Regions from separate parts of the Mus musculus genome. Here region 2 is linked to region 1. Evidence: chromatin loops called from intact Hi-C (ENCODE). Cell type or tissue: heart. All regions are shown on one strand. Each heading gives the region's core, and the rest is flanking DNA. Links, peaks and the distances in the headings are about the cores only. Region 1 overlaps Gtf2a2 (general transcription factor II A, 2). Region 2 overlaps Myo1e (myosin IE).

Region 1 (8,000 bases), core at 1-8,000:
CTGCTTGGAAATACAGAAACCTTCTGGCTCTGGCTACTGCTGTCCTTTCCTCTGCTACTTTAGTAGAAACACAGCTTAATTTTAGGACACCAATTTTTAGAAAAATGGAATTTTAATGAGCTGAACTTAGTTTTGAAGGCCAAATTGTATTTTATCCATGACTATGATTTCATCTTTTCCTATGGATATAGAAAGAAACAGAATTCACCACAACCATTTCTTAAGCATTTAAATCTTGGTTGAGGATCAATTACATGGTTTTCTTTAAATGAGGGCAGCTCTCCAGTGAGCACCAACTGAAGCTGACACGGGTAATTTGCTACTTCTTATTGTCTGAGGTTGGAATATAGTCTTGTATCTTTAAACAAGAACAGCACCAAAGAGGCACCCAGCAGAAGCTCCTGGCAGTTAACAAACCTACCCACTTAGTCTGCTGTTATCAAGACTGCTCAGAGGCTTTTGTTGTTTGGTTCAAATGACAGAATCTGACCCTCTACTATGCACATCTTTCCTGCTCAGTACAGTAGCTACCAGTTAGCAACATGTAGCTGTTTAAAATTTAAATTAATTCAAATTAGTTAATGAAATGAAATAGGATGAAAGTTTTTAGTTGCCCTCCCCACATTTTAAGTGTTTGAGGGTCATGTGACTACTAAGGACTGTAGACAGACAGAACATTTTCATCATTACAGCAATTCTCCTCAATAGTACTGGTGCTCATCACCTGCTCCTTCCCTCAGGGCTAAGGATTGAACCTAACACCTCATATATTCTGAGCCCTCTATCAATGTGCTATCTCCAGCCCTCTCTTTACTCTTTCAGACAGGATTTCTTTTAAGTTGCTCAGGCTGGCCTTGAACTCACTCTACAACTTAGGCAAACCTTGAAGATGTTATCTTCATTTCAGCTTCCCAAATAAAGCAAATTATAGTTCTGTACCACCTGGCCCATTTATATCAATTCATTTATTGCACTAATTCTATGGGCTAATAAACACTTAAAAGCCTAAGGGTTAAAAGGATGTTATTAGCTTAAATTACAAGAGAAAATGTATGAAAATATAAATTACTTCAAATATAGAAATGTTATCTTATAGTGCAGGAAACAGTATCACCTTTGTAGAAATGGAAAATAAAAAAGGTGATCTATCTAAATGTTCATTGTTCCTAGCAAAAATAAAAGATCGTAAGTCAGTATATGCTGGCCACAAAAAGAAGTCTCTAGGACTACGACTGCTGAGGAGTCCTAGCTAGATCTCTGATGAGTCAGTCAGTACTAGCGGTGCTAATTTCCTAGACTTTTTGTCATCTAGAAGAACTTTTTAAAAAAGGCCTGAACAGATGTGATAGCACATCTTTCCATATCCCAGCACTTGGGAGGCAGAGGCAGGCAGATTTCTGAGTTCGAGGCCAGCCTGGTCTACAGAGTGAGTTCCTGGACAGCCAGGGCTACATTGAGGAACTCAGTCTTGAAAAATCAAAATCAAAATCAAAATCAATCAATAAAAAAGGCTGAAAATTTTATGTAGATATCAGAAATTAGATTAAAAAGAATAATCTATGTGAAAAATAATGTATGTGTAAATATATCTCTGTGTACAGATGTGTTACCATAAAAATACATTCCTAATACTTGAAAATCGTTTTACTTGTGAAGGTGAACACTTACCTGTAGAGATGGGTCATAAATGGAATTTTTCTGTATTCTCTACATCTCTTCAGTGATTAAGTATTTCTTTAGAAATCTAAACTATAACTAGGCAGGGTGGCACATGCCTTTAATTCCAGCACTTAGGAAGCAGAGGCAGGAGAATCTCTAAGTCTGAAGACAGCCTGGTTTACATAGTGAGTTCCAGGCCAGTCAGGGCTACAGAAATCCTGTCTCAAAAACCAAAACCAAACCAAACAAAATCCACAAGAAATGGGGACATTACTTTCTACATTTCTCTTTGCCTTCCCTTCTTGTAGTCGGACAGTCTTTTATACTCCAGGAACTGGTTCTTTAAAAACAAACTGCTTGAGTTATAAATTAAATACACAATCAAACATGGGCTGGGGCCTGACTAGGTATTAGAGCACAAAGACAGCAAGTAGAAGGCCTTCGGTCCTATTTAACAATACACACAAGGAAATAAGCAGTCGTGGAGCATGAAGCAGAGGTGTGCCACTCTAACAATGCAAGGACCTGAAAAATCTTCAAAGTCTGATGTGGAAAATTCTCCTGATTAGAATGTGCAAATCAGAGGAATGAGTATCTCCCATTATAACTGCCAGACTCATGATTAGTTTAAATCAGCTTTAAAATAATTAACTTCTTATGTATAAAAGTGTAGGATTAACAAGCAACACAGAAATTTTAAGATAAATGGTAAAAAAACTACTACTTCCTTAAAGAGAAAGGTGGCAGCGAGAAGCCTAATGACTGCTCCAAGTAAGCAACTCAACAGAAGGAAGCTGAGGAAAGCTTATGCTCTTTGCACATGAATTTAATCTGTGTTAAGTGTCTGTGTGTCACCTGAGCTACAGATGAAAGGTCAGTTGAGAGGACACATATAGAATCCTGAAGCTAGGTTTTTAATCTGAGGGTTGATCTCCTGGCCACTTTCCCTTAAGGTTTTCAGACAGATCAAGATAAGAAAGAGAAGAAAAAGGTACTTGGACAAGTTCTGCTTTCACAGTAGTTAGGTGAGCACTTACTTTTACCATCACAGGCTACAATTTTCACTTTATCCACTTTAATAAGTTCTGTCACCTCTCTGAATTCAACATCATTCAATACAAAAGTCCAAACATTATCGCAGAATCTGTATGTATTTAGAGAGCCCTTTAAAACAAAACATTGAGAAATGCCATGAGAAGCCATTGTTTCCCCTCATGCTTTATTTCAAAGCAACTCAAGAATGCTCAGCTACCAAGTATATATAGCCGCTAAAAGCAGTGTGCTTAGTGCTTAGCTTAATTTATTTAATTACTTACTTAATTTCATCTACTTAGAAACAAGCAAGAGAAAACCTGGATAAGTCAGCTTAGGGAAGAGTTTAAAAACATTTTAGCTAGCTGACTATTTTTAGTACTCTAAAACAATGTACAAATTACTTACCTGAGATGAAAAGGTGTATGAAAGCTTGAATTTGTGTGTCTACTGCCCTCTTGTGGATAAATTATGAAAATTCCATTTGAGTTCTCTCTTCTGAGAAAGGATCTCTCTACACAGCCCTGGCTAACCTGGAACTCACTATTGTCCTGGAAACTGTCTACTTCTTTCTCCCAAGTGTTAGGATTAAAGGTGTGCATCATTACATTCTGCCCATTTGATTAGAATTAAATATATATATATTTATTTATATACACACACACACATCTGCACATGTCTATGTGTTTGGTGCATGCTTACCTGAGTTTATATGTACTACATTTGTACAGATGCCTCTAACAGCCAGGGGGGGTAGAGGGGGGACTCTAATCCCCTGGAACTGGAGTCACGGGTAGTTGTGACCACCTGACATAGGTGCTGGGAACCAAACCCAGATTTTCTGCAAGAGCAATAAGTGTTCTTAGCTACTAAACTTTCTCTACAGCTCTCACTTTTGACTTTTTTTTTCTTTCTGTTTTTTTTTTTTGTTTGTTTGTTTTGTTTTGTTTTTTGAGACAGGGTTTCTCTGTGTAGCCCTGGCTGTCCTGGAACTCACTCTGTAGACCAGGCTGGCCTCGAACTCAGAAATCTGCCTGCCTCTGCCTCCCAAGTGCTGGGATTAAAGGTGTGCACCACTGCCCAGCGACTTTTTTGAGATAGGGTTTTACTATGTAGTTTTCGACTGTCCTGGAATTCAGTATATAGACCAGACTGGCTTCCAACTCAAAGAGATCTGCTTCCAGAGTGCTAGAATTAAACACATGTACCTGGCTCCATTTAATATTTAAGATTCCATATTTCATTGTATGTTTATTTTCTAAACTTATAAAAGAGCAGAGATTTTTTTTTTCTTTTTAAACATTAAGCCAAATCCTATCACTGGCTCAGAAGTATCACTGTTGCCTATTCTTTAACTCTATTTCTATATCAGTTTTTTTCTGTGACTCTGTGGTGTCACTTTAGCCAGAAACTAGAAAATTACCAAATTTTTCTCTCCATTTTATCATATCCATAGCTGTCAAGTTCCGTTAGATGTGCCTTTTAAAGTCTCTCCATTTCTAGCCATCCACTTGTCAAATTTTATACTATTAGAGACATGACCCCCCCCCCCCCCCCGCCCCACTTCTTTGAGCCCTGGCTATCCAAGAACTCGGTCTGTAGACCAGGTTGGCCATAGAGGCAGAGAGGCAGAGGCAGAGACCCAACTGCCTCTGCCTCCCCAGTCCTATGATTAGAGGTCTGTGCATTTATGCCTGGCTGATACCTTTTTATTTGACTATTTATGCACGTAGTTTGTAAGTATGTAAAACTGATAAGACATTTATAATAACATAAACACATATTTTAATCTCTTGAGTAAAATATAAGTCAAATAGAGACCTCATCTAGTTTACCTTTGCATTTTCAGTACCTAAAACAACCTAATAGGCACTTAAATACTTAAAAAAAATTCCTTTGTACTTTATCAAGAAAATATTCTTGCCTCAACACTGAGGTTTTCTTAAATGTAAAGTAACTCTTTTCCTGTATTGGCCTTCATATGTTTTAAGTTTATTTCTATAGTAGGGTTGCGCCTTGTAACACAGTGTAAGATATTAGAGAAATATAACAGAGTAACAACAAAATGTTTCTGTAGCGACTTCACATGGTAAACTGTTTTGCCACATTTGCCATGAGTTCTTAACTATAAACCACCATAATAGTGAGGATGGTATTTTGTTCAAAGCAGAGATAATCCAAAAGACAGCCAGCTACCAGAACAGACTTTATAAGACAAGCTATCTAAGGGTAGATGGGAGGCAACACAGAGACTCTACAGATAGCCAACCTTTCCTGAAGGACAGCGTGTGAAACATATAACTGAACTTAAGAATGACTCATCACTTACCTTCCATCTTGCAGCTAATACTTTCAGGCCTTTGAAATCTCAGTAATTCTCCAGGGGAAAAAAGCCAAACATATATAGGAAGATTTGTGAAACAATAAAATTAAAATCTAAAAGCAATTCTGAAACACATGGAATGGATGAACTTAGCACAACGATTATAGAACAAGTTCCCAAACCAGACTAACCAAATCTTGCTATGGTGAGTTAAGTCCACGTACGCTCTCAGAGTTAGCAGTACAGACTTCCAGATGCAGGAAGACATCCTTACCCTGAAATTGACTCTGTTCCTGACTCTCTGAGCCAATGCTGAATTTATAGCTTTATCAAACTGAAGTAGAACTTGAAGCGCAAGCTGGGGGGTGATCTGTTGAGACTGAGAACAAAAATGAAGAACATAAAATTCGCTAAGGGAAGAACATTAAGACAAATAAAGTATACTGACTGCAGTCTAAAAATTAACATAAGTTAATCAGAACTTGTACAGTGGAAACCCTTATTCTCCTGGGATGGTAAAGCAAAGCCTGGAAAGAACTACACCATATCTTGACGGGAAAAGGAAACCTGTGGTGAGTTTGCAAAGCCAGAAAAGACTTGCTAGTCCTTTGGTGGCTGAACAAAATAATCAACAAATGGGAAGCCAGGTTTTTTCTTTTTGTTTTGTTTTGTTTCAAGACAGGGGTTTTCTGTATAATCTTGATGTTTTAGCATTCATTCTATAAACCAGGCTTGCCTTGAACTCATAGAGATCTGCCTGTTCTGCCTCCTGAGTGCTAAGATTAAAGCTGTGCACCACCACTGCCCAGCTAAGTTTCTTTTCTTAATAAAACATTTAAGACCTATATATAAAGAACAAAATCAAACCATACCAAAGTCTATATAATAACACCAGAGCAGATGGGGCCAGGCATGGTGATGCACAGCTGTAATCCCAGCAGGTGGTGGCAGCAGGAAGGCCAGACGTTCTAGGCTATAATATTCTCTCTCTCATTCGCTCTCATTCTTTCTTTCTCTCTCTCCCCGCCCCCCTTTCATTAATATTTATTAATTTTAGCCAGGCAGTAGTGGCGTACGCCTTTAATCCCAGCACTTGGGAGGCAGAGGCAGGCAGATTTCCGAGTTCAAGGCCAGCCTGGTCTACAGGGTGAGTTCCAGGACAGCCAGGGCTACACAGAGAAACCTTGTCTTGAACTCTCTCCCATCCCCGCCCCCACCAAATTAATTTTTATGTATTGAGTGATTTGTCTTTATACATACCTAGAAGAGGCAATCAGATCCCATTACAGATGGTTGTGAGCCATCGTATAGTTGCTTTGAATTGAACTCAGGACCTCTAGAAGAGCAGTCAGTACCCTTAACTGCTGAGTCATCTCTTTAGCCCTTCTAGGCCATTCTTAACTACAGACCATTCAATGACAGCCTGGACTCTGTCTCAAAAAAAACAAAGCAACCTCACTCCCACATTTCCCTCCAGACTCCAACAGAACATAAAAAGAAATACTTAGCACTTTCTTAGTTGTATGATTTGAGTAAGATTAATTCTTCTAAAATAGAAATAGAAATTCAAAATTCTAACTCAAATCTCAAAGAATTTTATAATATTGGACAGAATTACTTTTAAAGTGATATAATTTGCCTTTCCTTTAAATTTAAGATGAGATTACTTTCAGGGATCATTTCTATAGTTCATCATTTAACATCAGAAGGGAAAACCATTAATTTAAAATTTTTTTAACAAGACATTTTGCAGATGTACACAGATCATGTTTAATGCTTGGCCGCACCTGTATGAGCTCATCAAGGCTCTCTTGAAGACTGTTCCCCAAAGTTGTATTTCTGTATAACTGATAGGCCATGGCTTAAAAGGAAGCAATTACTTTTTCTTCAGGCTTGCATTGATGTCCTACAAATTTAATATAAAAGACCAACTTGTAACAATGTAAATTATATATAGTAATCTATCACTTCATGTATTCTAACACGGAACTATGAGAACTCAATTACAAATTACTACATTAATTATCTTCTAAGTTCAAAGTGTTGATTTCTCTGATTTTAATACCAGTATGGTATTTATCTTTTTAATTCAGTATGCTGACATAGTCATTAAAATGTGCATCTTTATTTTATCCACAGGTTTTCCCTTAGTTTAAAAATTTCCACATAGCATACATTCTACCTGCTCTCACATAGTGACGTGATATCTGCTCTTGGGACCTTTATTTTTCTGTTTTCTTAAAATTCCATTAGAGTTTTTGCCAAAAGAATGGTGCTATGACAGGAAACAGAGACAAAATGGGTAAAGATGAACAGGTCCTAAAATCTGTCTACAAAGGGTAATGGACACATAAAAAGGTTAAATTTTGTGCAAAAAGAAATAACTCATTGTATGATAAAGGCTGCTTAAGGACTGAGTTGGCTTAGAAAAGCTTCCCAGTCTTCAAAGGAAAGCCACTTTAGAATGGGTAAAGGTGAGAGGAGGGTAAGAAAAGCCACAGAAGTGTCAAAGTGTAAGGTTTGTGGAAATCTAGCAGGAAAGAGCGGCAGGTGAGGCTAAAGCAGAGGACAAGATGAGTTTGCCCCACAAGAGATCTGAAGGCAATGAAAAGCCCTTGAAACACTTCTGGCAAGAAAGGCAGAAAATCCAGCTTATGGGACCTGAAAAGGGTTAGAGGAATACAGACGTAACACATGTTTATTGACCTTGTAGTACTTATAGTCCAGAGATGGACAGGGGGAGATCTATTCAAACAATCATTATCAGATAAGACTTGGTGAGGCTGGAGAGGTGGCTCAACAGTTAAGAGCACTGGCAGCTCTTCCAGAGGACCCAGGTTTGATTCCAAGAACCCAAACGGCAGTTAGAAACCATCTGTAACTTCAGTTTCAGGGGATCTGACACCTCACACAGACATACATGCAGGCAAAACACAAATGCACATAAAATAAAAATAAATAAATATAACAACAACAACCACCAAAC
Region 2 (10,077 bases), core at 844-8,843, 370 kb before region 1:
CCAGTCACAACACAACTGCCATTACCCAGGCTAGGCTAGAAAGAGCCCCCAAGCCTCCAGAACCCAGCCGATCTCTAGTGTCACTAGGTGGCGATCCTGTGTAATAAATATGGAGAACTAATGGCTTTCAACACACTGCCAGAAATTGATTAATGAGGTCGTTTAGGTACCACTCCCAGCCAGAGTGACTGCCAACTCAGTGCAGAAGGGCCACTGAGCAGAGCTGGCTCCGTCCTCAGCAGAGCGGATGGCAGAGACTTTCAGGAACTGTGTCAACGACTTGTGAAACAGTCATTAAAAGCCAAATCTTACCAACTTACAATTAAATTAGCAAACGAAATAAGCAAGCTTCATCCCATCCCATCCCCCACCCCGTCCCCTTCTGTCCCCCTCCCCAGTCCCACACACTTTCTGAGTAGCCATGCTGGTGGCTCAGCCTGACCTGGCTATGGTGTGTATATTTACTATGTATCCTAGTTTGCTGCCCGTTGCTGCCATGAAACACTGACAGAAGCAAGTTGCTCTGGCTGTGCTTTATTACAAAGGGAAGTCAGGGCAGGAACTCAAGGCAAGACCCAAGCGAAGACCATGGAAGAATACTGCTTACCAGCTCGCTCACTTGGCTTTCTCATACAATTCAGGACCCACCCACCTAGGAGTATACTGCCTGCCGACATCAGTCCGTAAGGAAATGCTCCACAGGCTTGCCTCCAAGGAAAATCTGATAGCAGCAATTTCTCAGTTGAGGTCTGTCTTCCCAGATAACCCTAGCTTGTGTCAAGTTGACAAAAAAGGAAGCCATTTAACCCCAGGAACTGGCAACTGTTGCAATTTAGGCATTTTTGTTTAGTTTTATTACTCCCTGCTGCTCAGGAGACCAGACCCTTCCTGAATTCACCCTCATGGAAAATGCTTTCCTAGGCTGGAGAGATGACTCAGCAGTTAAGAGCACTCGCTGTTCCTGCAGAGAACCCTGATTTGGTTCCCAGCACCCACATAGTGACTCACAACTGTAATGCTAGTTCTGCTTTTTTTCTGGCTTTTGAGAACACTAGGCACATACACGATGCACAGACACACCTCCAGGCAAAATATCTTTACACATGAAAAGATAAAAATGAAAATTGGAAAATGCTTTTCTGAGCCGGGCTCGACAGCATACACCTGTAATTCTAGCACTTGGGGAGGCTGAGGCAGGACAATCTCATCTCCGTGAGCTCAAGGCCAGACTGAGATGGACATAATACATCTGGATCCAGATATCAAATAAAAAAAAAAACCAGCAGGCTGTCCCTCCATTTGTTTTGAACTGTCTGTGCAATTTTGGGTAATTTTGGCCCCTCTGCTATTTTGTGTTGTTTGTATTTCTAATATCCACCCCACCCCCCACCCCCAGCAACACACACACACACACACACACACACACACACACACACACTCGAGGATTGAGAACTGTGTTATAAAGACAGAGCCTTCACTGGGACAATGGAGACAACACCGAGAATGTCAGTTTCATAATAAAGTTGCAACCCTGCTGATATGTCAACAGTCCAAGTTACTTTATCTGTGGACCTGCCGTATCTCTGCAGACACATATGTTAGTATGTAGCTATAAAACTACACACTATCAAACAAATCTGGTATCTGATTACATGTAATTTTCTTAATGGAAAATTTTTGCATTCTGTGTGAGTGTTTTGAGGGAGATACCAGCCCAGGCATTTGTGAGGGTCAGAGGGCAGTTTGCTGGGATTGGTTTTCTTATTCCTCCATGGCGGTCCTGGGAACCGAAGCCAGGTCATCAGGCATTGCAGCAAGCACATTTACCTGCTGGGGCATCTATTTGCTGCCTTTATATGTAATAAAAAAAATACTTAATGTTATATGTATGGGTGTTTTGTCTGCATATGTATCTATGTACTGTGTGTGTGTGTGTGTGTGTGTGTGTGTGTGCCTGATGCCTCTGAAGGTCAGAAGAAGGCATTAGGATCCTCTGGAAATGGAATTTCGGATGGTACTGGGATTCGAACTCAGGCTCTCAGGGAGGGCTCTGATCTGCTCAGCCATCTCATGGAACTTCTGTACAGTGAAGCTCAACTTTCCTGTTTGGATCTGATGGGCTTTAGTTCAGGCGAACTGCATAGTGTGCTTTTTGTCCCATAACCTAACAAATCTATTTAACTTCTCTCTCTTTTGGGCAGGGCATCACACCCAAGCATAACCTCACTGTATCGAAGAATGCGATTCATGCTTCCTGAGAGACCACGGAGCCATGCACAGCACATCCGGGTTGCAGGCTGAGAATTTGCCTTGCAGGGTGAATCCTACATTATTGGCTAGAAAAGACCAGAGTGCAGGCACTGAGATCAATGTCTCATCCCTGTACCAGTGTTAGGTTTTCACACCCAAAATTGGTTTATCCATTTTTAAAAGTTTAATTAATTAATTAATTAATTTTAATTTTTAAAAGTTTAATTAACTTGCTGATGTGTGTGTAATGCTTACCAGGGCTCTTATATGGAGGTCAGGGGATGCCTTTGGGGAGGGAGGGTCTGTTCTTTCTTACCATGAGGGTCCTTAGAGATCAGACATAGGTCCTAATAGTTGATAACAAATAGCCTTCCCTGCTGAGTCATCTTGCCAGTTCTCAGTTATTGGCATCTTATTCTCCCCATTATACATACGAAGACACCAAAGCACACACGTTAAGTGACAGTCATGAGCTGTCCAATAAGCGTGCTGAAGGAGATAGTTGATGAGTAAAAGCGAAAGGAGCCACCGGCTGAACCGGACTCATGCCCAGTCCTTCCAGCTCAGATACACCATGTTCTGTGAACCTTCCAGGGCCGGTATGCCAGGGAGTGCTGGGGAGCAAGCTTTTGAACATCACTGCTTTTGTTCTGCAGATGTGAAATTTGGGTCTTGAATTTCTAAGAAGGAAAAGAATGGAGTCTCATTGTATTGGCTTTTAAAATCATGTTCTGCTCCAAAGGCTGAAACCATAGCCATTACTGGAAATATGGGAATGAGTGCCAGGAATTCCTAGGACCTGGAGTCGGCCTGGGCCAGGTTCCAGCTGCTCCTGTAGATTGTGGGTTGAGAATATTGCTATTGGACATTTGCTAGAAATTTTAAGCCTTTTGAAAATATGACTCCATTAGGAGAGTCCTTCCTGACTGGAGACACCCAGGCAGCACTTCCAGCTTCCTCTTTCTCCTCTGCTGCGTGGCCGCAAGTCTTGCCACCTAGTACCTGCTCCTGTGTTTCTGTTTCTCTGCTTCTAGTTAAGCTTAACCTCTGGAGCATCTTGAAAGCTCCTACAGTTACTCTCTCATGAAACAGACGGGCTGGAGAGATGGCTCAGCGGTTGAGGGCACTGGCTGCTCTTCCAGAGGTTCTGAGTTCAATTCCCAGCAACCACATGGTGGCTCACAACCATCTGTGATGGGATCCAATGCCCTCTTCTTGTGTGTCCAAAGAGAATGACAGTGTACTCATATACATAAAATAAATAATTAAAAAAAAGAATTTCTAAAGACAGCAACAGAGGGCTATAAGTAAGATCACATTGCAGTGTCCAGAGGGAAAGCTATGAATATCAAGAGTTGCTATGAATCTGGGGAGAGTCTCACTAGATAGCCCTGGAACTCACTTTGTAGACCAGACTGGACTGAATCTCACAGAGACTATCTGCCTCTGCCTTTTGAGTGCTGGGATTAAAAGTGTGCACTACCATGACTGGAAAAAACAATCAGGGTAGAGCTTTACCCTAAGTGCATCACGAAGGGCCTGAAAACCCACGACTTCCTCTGTTTAGCTTGATGTCACTTGGAGAAGGAAGATGTGCTGAGGACACGGGTGGCAATCATGTGCAGGGATGCCACGAAACAAGGCTGAGGGAGCTGGGGGCATTGAGGATGTAGCTCAGTGTTAAAGCAATTGCTTAGCACACGTAAGGTCTGGGGCTCCATCCCCAATATTATGGAAAAAAGAAAAAAGAAAAGGAGGAAGAGAGGAAAAGGAGGAGGCAGACAGACAAACAGACTTTGTTGGAATGATAATGAATGTAGTGAACTTCCTGCTCTCTCCAAAACCAACCGACTAAATGGAAACGAAGCTGATCGACTCCTGAGCAAACCTGAGGTGCTAATGAAACCATTTGATATTAGCCATGGTCCAAGGGCCAACAGAAATAACAGCTGTGTGAAACATGTCTGTAAGGAAGAACACCACCAAGGGGTGGGAGAGAGGAAGACGAGGTAAAGCCAGATGTGAAGGAGCAGAGAGGAGGCTGTGGTGGTCTGGTTCTCGGGTGTGGTAAATTCAAGGTGAGTCTTTGGCACCTTCAACTCAATAGGAACCCTCATGTTTATGGAGAAATTTGTGGTTCTCTCTGAACTTCAACACAGTTTGTCTTTTGGCAAAGAGAAACTGTTAAATTTTGGTAACCCCGGGCTAGAGAGATGGCACAGCAGTTAAGAGCACTGACTCTTCTTCCAAAGGTCCTGAGTTCAAATCCCAGCAACCACATAATGGCTCACAACCATTCATAATGAAATCTGATGCCCTCTTCTGGTGTGTCTGAAGACAGCTACAGTGTACTTATGTATAATAATAAATAAATCTTTTTTTAAAAAAGATTTATTTATTTATTTTATGACACACATGGGTGCTGGGAACTGAAGTCAGGTTCTCTGTGAGAGCAGTCAATGCTCTTAACCATTTAGCCATCTTTTCAGGTCCTCCTTCCCCACCTCCTTGTGTTTCTCTTTCTTTCTTTAGACACATGGTCTCAGTCTTTAGCTGAAGCTAGCCTGGAACTCAAACTTAAAGTAATCCTTCTGCCTCAGTCTCCTAAATGTTGAGATTATAGGCAGAGCCACCATGCTCAGCTAAGTTCCTTTTTTTTTTTTTTTTTTTTTTTTTTTTTTTAGGACTGTCTACAAAGCAGGCCTAAGTGTATAATGAGGAGACTGACTAGAATTCTTGTAGCTTCTGGCCTTAGAGTGCTAATGTCAGAGCTATACATACAGCAGGCAGGACAGTCATATTGCCTATTGGACAGTTCTTCCTCCCAGCTCCTCTCCATGACAGCAGCGTATGTTCTTGGCTTCAGGAAATGAAGGCAGGGAAGGGTGTGGTAAGACTTAACTGGGGCTGGAAGGGAGCAGCCTTGGTGAAGACCCAAGACCCAGCCTTTCTACATTGCCTATTTTGGCTGACAGATGCTCCCACCTGGCCCATATGCAAGTCTTCAACTTGCAAGGCAGGCTGAAAAGATGGTACGGCTTGCCAAAACCAAAGCAAATAGGAAGCCAGCAGACAGAGCGAGGAGACTTGGAGTGGTGATTGCTTATAATCCCCCTGCCTACTTGAAAACAGAAAACGGGACCCAAGAATAACCTTGTGACTATTTCAGGGATGCTCATGCATCTGAATAGCATCTGGGGCCTCCAGTGGAGAGCCCACTACATGAGAGCTTGCTTCATGAGGACTTAAGTTCAGATAACCAGTACCCACACCAAAAGCTAGATGTTGCATCGAGTGCCTGCAATCCCAGTGCTGGGGAGCTGGGGCAGTGGGGAGAGGAGGACGGCTAAGGTTGACTAGCCAGGGTGTTCAGCCAATTAGTGAGCTCTAGGCTCAATGAGAGACCATGTCTCAAATAGTAAGATGGTAAGAAAGAAAGTGACACCTAAAATCCACATGTGTGACACATGTACACACACACACACACACACACACACACGCATTGCCATATTCAGATTTTAAGGGGGTGGGGTGGGGACGATGGCAAGTCCTCCAGGCAATTCTGGTGAACAGCAGGATTTGAGAATCATAGCAAGAAGCTAAGCCAGTCAACTCAACTGAGCCGTGGCAACTAGCGGAACACAGCTATGTACATCAGAGAAGGAAGCATCAGTTGTCTACCGATGGCCACCTGTGTAATACAGATTAAAGTGCCTCCTGTCTGCAGCCCAAAGAGAGGACAAGGTAAGACTTTATAGGGGATAGGAACTCTGGGAGAGAATATGAAGTCCGTGTGGTCTTTAGGGAAAAGTGGTCGAGGCAAAAGAAACAAGACAACAGGGCATGAAGGTGTCCAGGAGGAGCCCAGGGGAGCCATGGAGGAGCACAGAGGGGCCATGGAGATGCCTGGGAGGAGCTCAGGGGAGCCATGGAGGATCCCTGTTCTTTCTCCCAGCATAGGTCTATTTTGCACATTCTTCTCCTGGTTTTCCTTGAAAATTTCTCCAGTGTTTATGAGACAACAGAGAAAAGGAAAACTGGAACTGGGCGTGAGGAATGGGAGGAGGGAAGAAAGTGGCCCAAAGCAGGTCCTCAGCTGGATTCAGCACACGGAACTATTGGCTCCATAACTTGGGAATCCGAACGTTGGGAGACACCTTACAGTCACTAGGCGGGGCCTGTGAGATGGCCCAGTGGGTAAAGGTGACTGCTACCAAATCTGATTCCTGGAACCCATGCTGTGGAGTGGGGAGGGGGGGATTTTTTCAGAAAGTTGTCCTCTGCTGCATGTGCACCACTGTGTGATATGCCACCCTTCTCAATACACGCAAATGTACACAAAGCAAACAAACAAATAAATAAATAATTATAATGCCACTAGGTCAAGCATAATCTCGTGGTCCTTTCCAGTGCCATCACCATTATCACCACCACCACCATCATCACCATCGCTACATTATCATCATCATCACCACCATCATCCTGGTCGAGCCACTGCTGAGTTGCCTTCTACATACAAGTACCATGCTAAGCATATAAAGTATATTACACCTTCTCACAACATGCCTGTGAGCACGACGGTATCGCATCAGCCTATAGAAAGACATCGAAGCTCAGTCAAGGTAAGCTTCAAGTGTCCTGATAGGTTTCTCTTGTCAATCTGATACAACCTAAAGTCATATGAGAAGGGAACCTCAGCTGAAGAGTTGCCTTGATCAAATTAGCCTGTGGTCATCTCTGTGAGCGAGAGTCTTGATTAATAGTTGATGTGGAAGAGCCCAACCCACTTTGGGTGGCTCCATCCCTAGGCAGAGCCCAGGCCTGTATTGTATGAGAAAACTAGCTGAGTGAGCCAGAGAGCCAACAAATAAGCATAAATCGTCGATGGTCCCTGCCTCTGGGTTCCTGTCTTGATTTTAAGCCTCAGTGATGAATTGGGACCTGGAATGTAAGCCAAACACAACCCTTTCCTCCCCAAGTTGCCTCGGTCAGAGTACTTTATCTCCGCGACAGAAAGCAAACGAAAACGTAAGGTAATAGAGATTAAGTTACAGTTCTCCCTCAGGCTTGGCTTGTGCATCTGATAATCCTGCTTAGCGGGAGCAGACACTCTGAGCCTGAATACTACACTACTCGGTAGCATTTTTAAGGCCATTCACTTTTGTGTGGCTAGGATATTTCTTTTACCTAGCTCTTCTAACCGAGTTCCCTCACTGGTCTTGCACCTGACCTCAAATTCCTATTCCCGTGACCACAAAGGCCAGGTCTACTTCCCCTTTCTAACTGGGAGTCCTCTGAATAGCTACCCATAGTTCCAGGTTCCTTCCTTTTTCAGGCTGAAAAGCCAGGCTCTGTCTTTACTAGAAAGGCAGAGGCTCTTGTGACGCTTTCAAGCCTGATAAACTTAAAAGCTCACCTCTCCTATCACGTGAAGATATGATGCTTTTATAGTGCTTTTGGAAATATCGTTATTTGTGTGCAAGTGTGCGTGTGTTTGTGTGCATGTGTGCGGGTGAAGCTGAGTGGCAAAGGCTCTCTGAGGAGAAAAACTGAGAAGGTGGCTCTGAGACCAGAGCAGCTGCCCCGAAGGGGTTTAGATTGGCGTCACCTGGAAAGGACACTCAACCTGTTGAGCCACCTGCAGGCTGCACAGGGTGCTCCAGGTTTCCCAGCTTTTGAAGGCTGTCCCCTGGGTTGGGTGGGCCTGGGGGATGCAGCTGTCTTTGAGTCATTTCTGCTCCGGTTATCTTTCCCCCACATTCCTGTTAAGTTACCCTGAAGTAGAATTCATTGGTTCACTAAGTTAGACTTTGGTAGTATTTGTACTTTGATTGGGGGTTCCTTATCTGGGGTGAGTAGATGTGTGTTCCATCTCCTCAGGAAAGGTTTTGTTGTACAACAATCCATAAGCTTACCCATGTGGGTGCTGGAAAGAGAACCCAGGGCCTGCAAAGACATCACGTGTTCTTAACCGCTGAGCCATTTCTTCCCAGACCCTGGTACCCTATTCTAAACCTGGCTAAAACTATGGCTTGTTACATTTACGCAGCTGCAGGCATGGACACAAATAAGAAAGCAAACAACCTAAGCAAACAACCTAGCCGGGCAGTGGCGACGCATGCCTTTAATCCCAGCACTTGGGAGGCAGAGGCAGGAGGATTTCTGAGTTCGAGGCCAGCCTGGTCTACAGGGCTACATGGAGAAACCCTGTCTTGAAAAACCAAATAAGAAAAGAAAAGAGAAGAGAAGAGAAGAGAAGAGAAGAGAAGAGAAGAGAAGAGAAGAGAAGAGAAGAGAAGAGAAGAGAAGAGAAGAGAAGAAAGCAAACAACCATTATCCCTCAGCATAGAGATTACGGAGCAGCAGGTTCCTGTGGCTGACGGAGAGCAGGAGGCTGGTGAGCCGAGGGGAGGAACTACTCCATGCTACTTTTAACTTGGTCCCTCAGCCATGGGTCCCTGAATGCAGAACTTGGGTAGAAAACTGAACTTGAGAATTCAGCACGGACTCTCTTAGAGCCCCTGAACCCACTGCATGACTCGTTTCACTGGCTTTGTCACACAACATGGGAAATCTTACCCAGCAACACCCTGGTCCGGGACCTTGAGGAAATCCAGGCTCTCTGGCGTCTGAGACAATCGATCCGAGCCGGTGGACTGTTGCCTTGGCAAGGGTGGGCGGGCCATAGAGGTGTACAGGCTTTTCTGATTGGACCTCTGGTTTCCAAAGGCATGGGGAGGAGGCACAAACTGGTTTCGTATGACTCCGTTTTGATGGCATCCTAGAGAGGAAAGAGAAGAAAAAAAGGTCAGTTTCTGTAGCTTTGCCAAAAGCTCCTCTATGCTTATTCCATTAACTTGCAGAAGGCAAATGAGTTGGCTCCTTTGGTCCCCAGTTTCCTCATCTGAAAGTATTACTCCCAGTAATATATTGTAAGAAAGCGAATACACTGTTTTCCTCCCAACACTACTGAGGTATAACTGTTGAATCAGATTATACTTGGGGACAACAACGTAATAGCAGCATCGTCACCTGCCCAGGGAGTATGTCAGACAAGCCCATGGAACGTGGCAATAGGATTTCTAGATCTCTGGATTTCAAAGCCCACAATCAGAGCAAGCTGGGCTTGCAGTGAGTGGAAAAGCAGTTTTTAGGTCTGTGAGGTGGTGACTCAGGAGGGCAGAGGGCAGTGGGTCAAACAGCTGGCCGTCCATTTCCTAGGTGTCAGTGTAAGGAACGGTATCGGCTTAGGACCCCCCCCCCCAAACCAAGTTCTCAGCACAAAGGAGATGTATTTGCCCCAGAGGGACAGAGGTCAGGGAATAAGAGACAAAGACAGGAGATGGAAGATGAGGAAGGGAACAAGGGAAAGAAGATAGGGGAACGGGACAAAGGCCTGCCTCTGGATAGAGAGGAGACAGACGTGACACATAGGAAAATGTCAGTTTATAATGATACAAGAAGAAGCCCATTATGATGAGGTGTTTAATTTTAATTGGGTATGTTAATTACGTAAGCCAAAGTGGGCTTCTGATTGCTGGACTTCAATACTTTGAAGGCTGGACCTTGGTAGTCAGCCCCAGGAGGAGAAAGTAGCCAAATAAAGGAATAGGCCTTGGTGGCCAGCTTCAGGAATGTAGTCTAAGTTTTTAGCAAGGGAGAGAAAACTGGGGTGAAGGGAAAGTCCTGCTATAGCCTTGTTTGCGAGCTGACTAGACTCCCTGGGGGGAGCCTCCGCATAGGTGAGGGAGTGCAGCCAACCAGCCAGCTCAACTGGATTAAGAAAGGTCTCTAGATACTTCTAGACTAGAGACTTCTAGATAAGAT

What was found. A loop is a pair of places that touch in the nucleus more often than their neighbours do. Peaks named below come from ENCODE experiments on the same cell type or tissue, not always from the same donor. Only the 100,000 strongest peaks of a DNase experiment are listed, where the experiment ranks them.
Region 2: a loop joins it to region 1, with 2.2 times the contacts of the local background. A loop is called at or near these places in 8 of 42 quality-filtered maps.

What each region holds. Positions count from the first base shown.
Region 1 is chr9:70,014,212-70,022,211 of GRCm38, reverse strand. It overlaps Gtf2a2 (general transcription factor II A, 2), which reads right to left. Exons shown (of 5, transcript NM_001039519.2): 2 at 6,802-6,920; 3 at 5,289-5,393; 4 at 2,697-2,823. The coding sequence starts at 6,873. Among named protein-coding and RNA genes, the nearest start is that of Gtf2a2, 5.7 kb to the right of the region's middle. In heart, for the core only: a CTCF peak has its summit at 3,145 (motif pointing left); no DNase peak of the experiment used is centred there.
Region 2 is chr9:70,382,758-70,392,834 of GRCm38, reverse strand. Myo1e (myosin IE) reads right to left here. Exons shown (of 28, transcript NM_181072.3): 26 at 8,830-9,031. Among named protein-coding and RNA genes, the nearest start is that of Mir5626, 18 kb to the left of the region's middle. In heart, for the core only: no CTCF peak of the experiment used is centred there; a DNase peak (open chromatin) is centred at 5,214.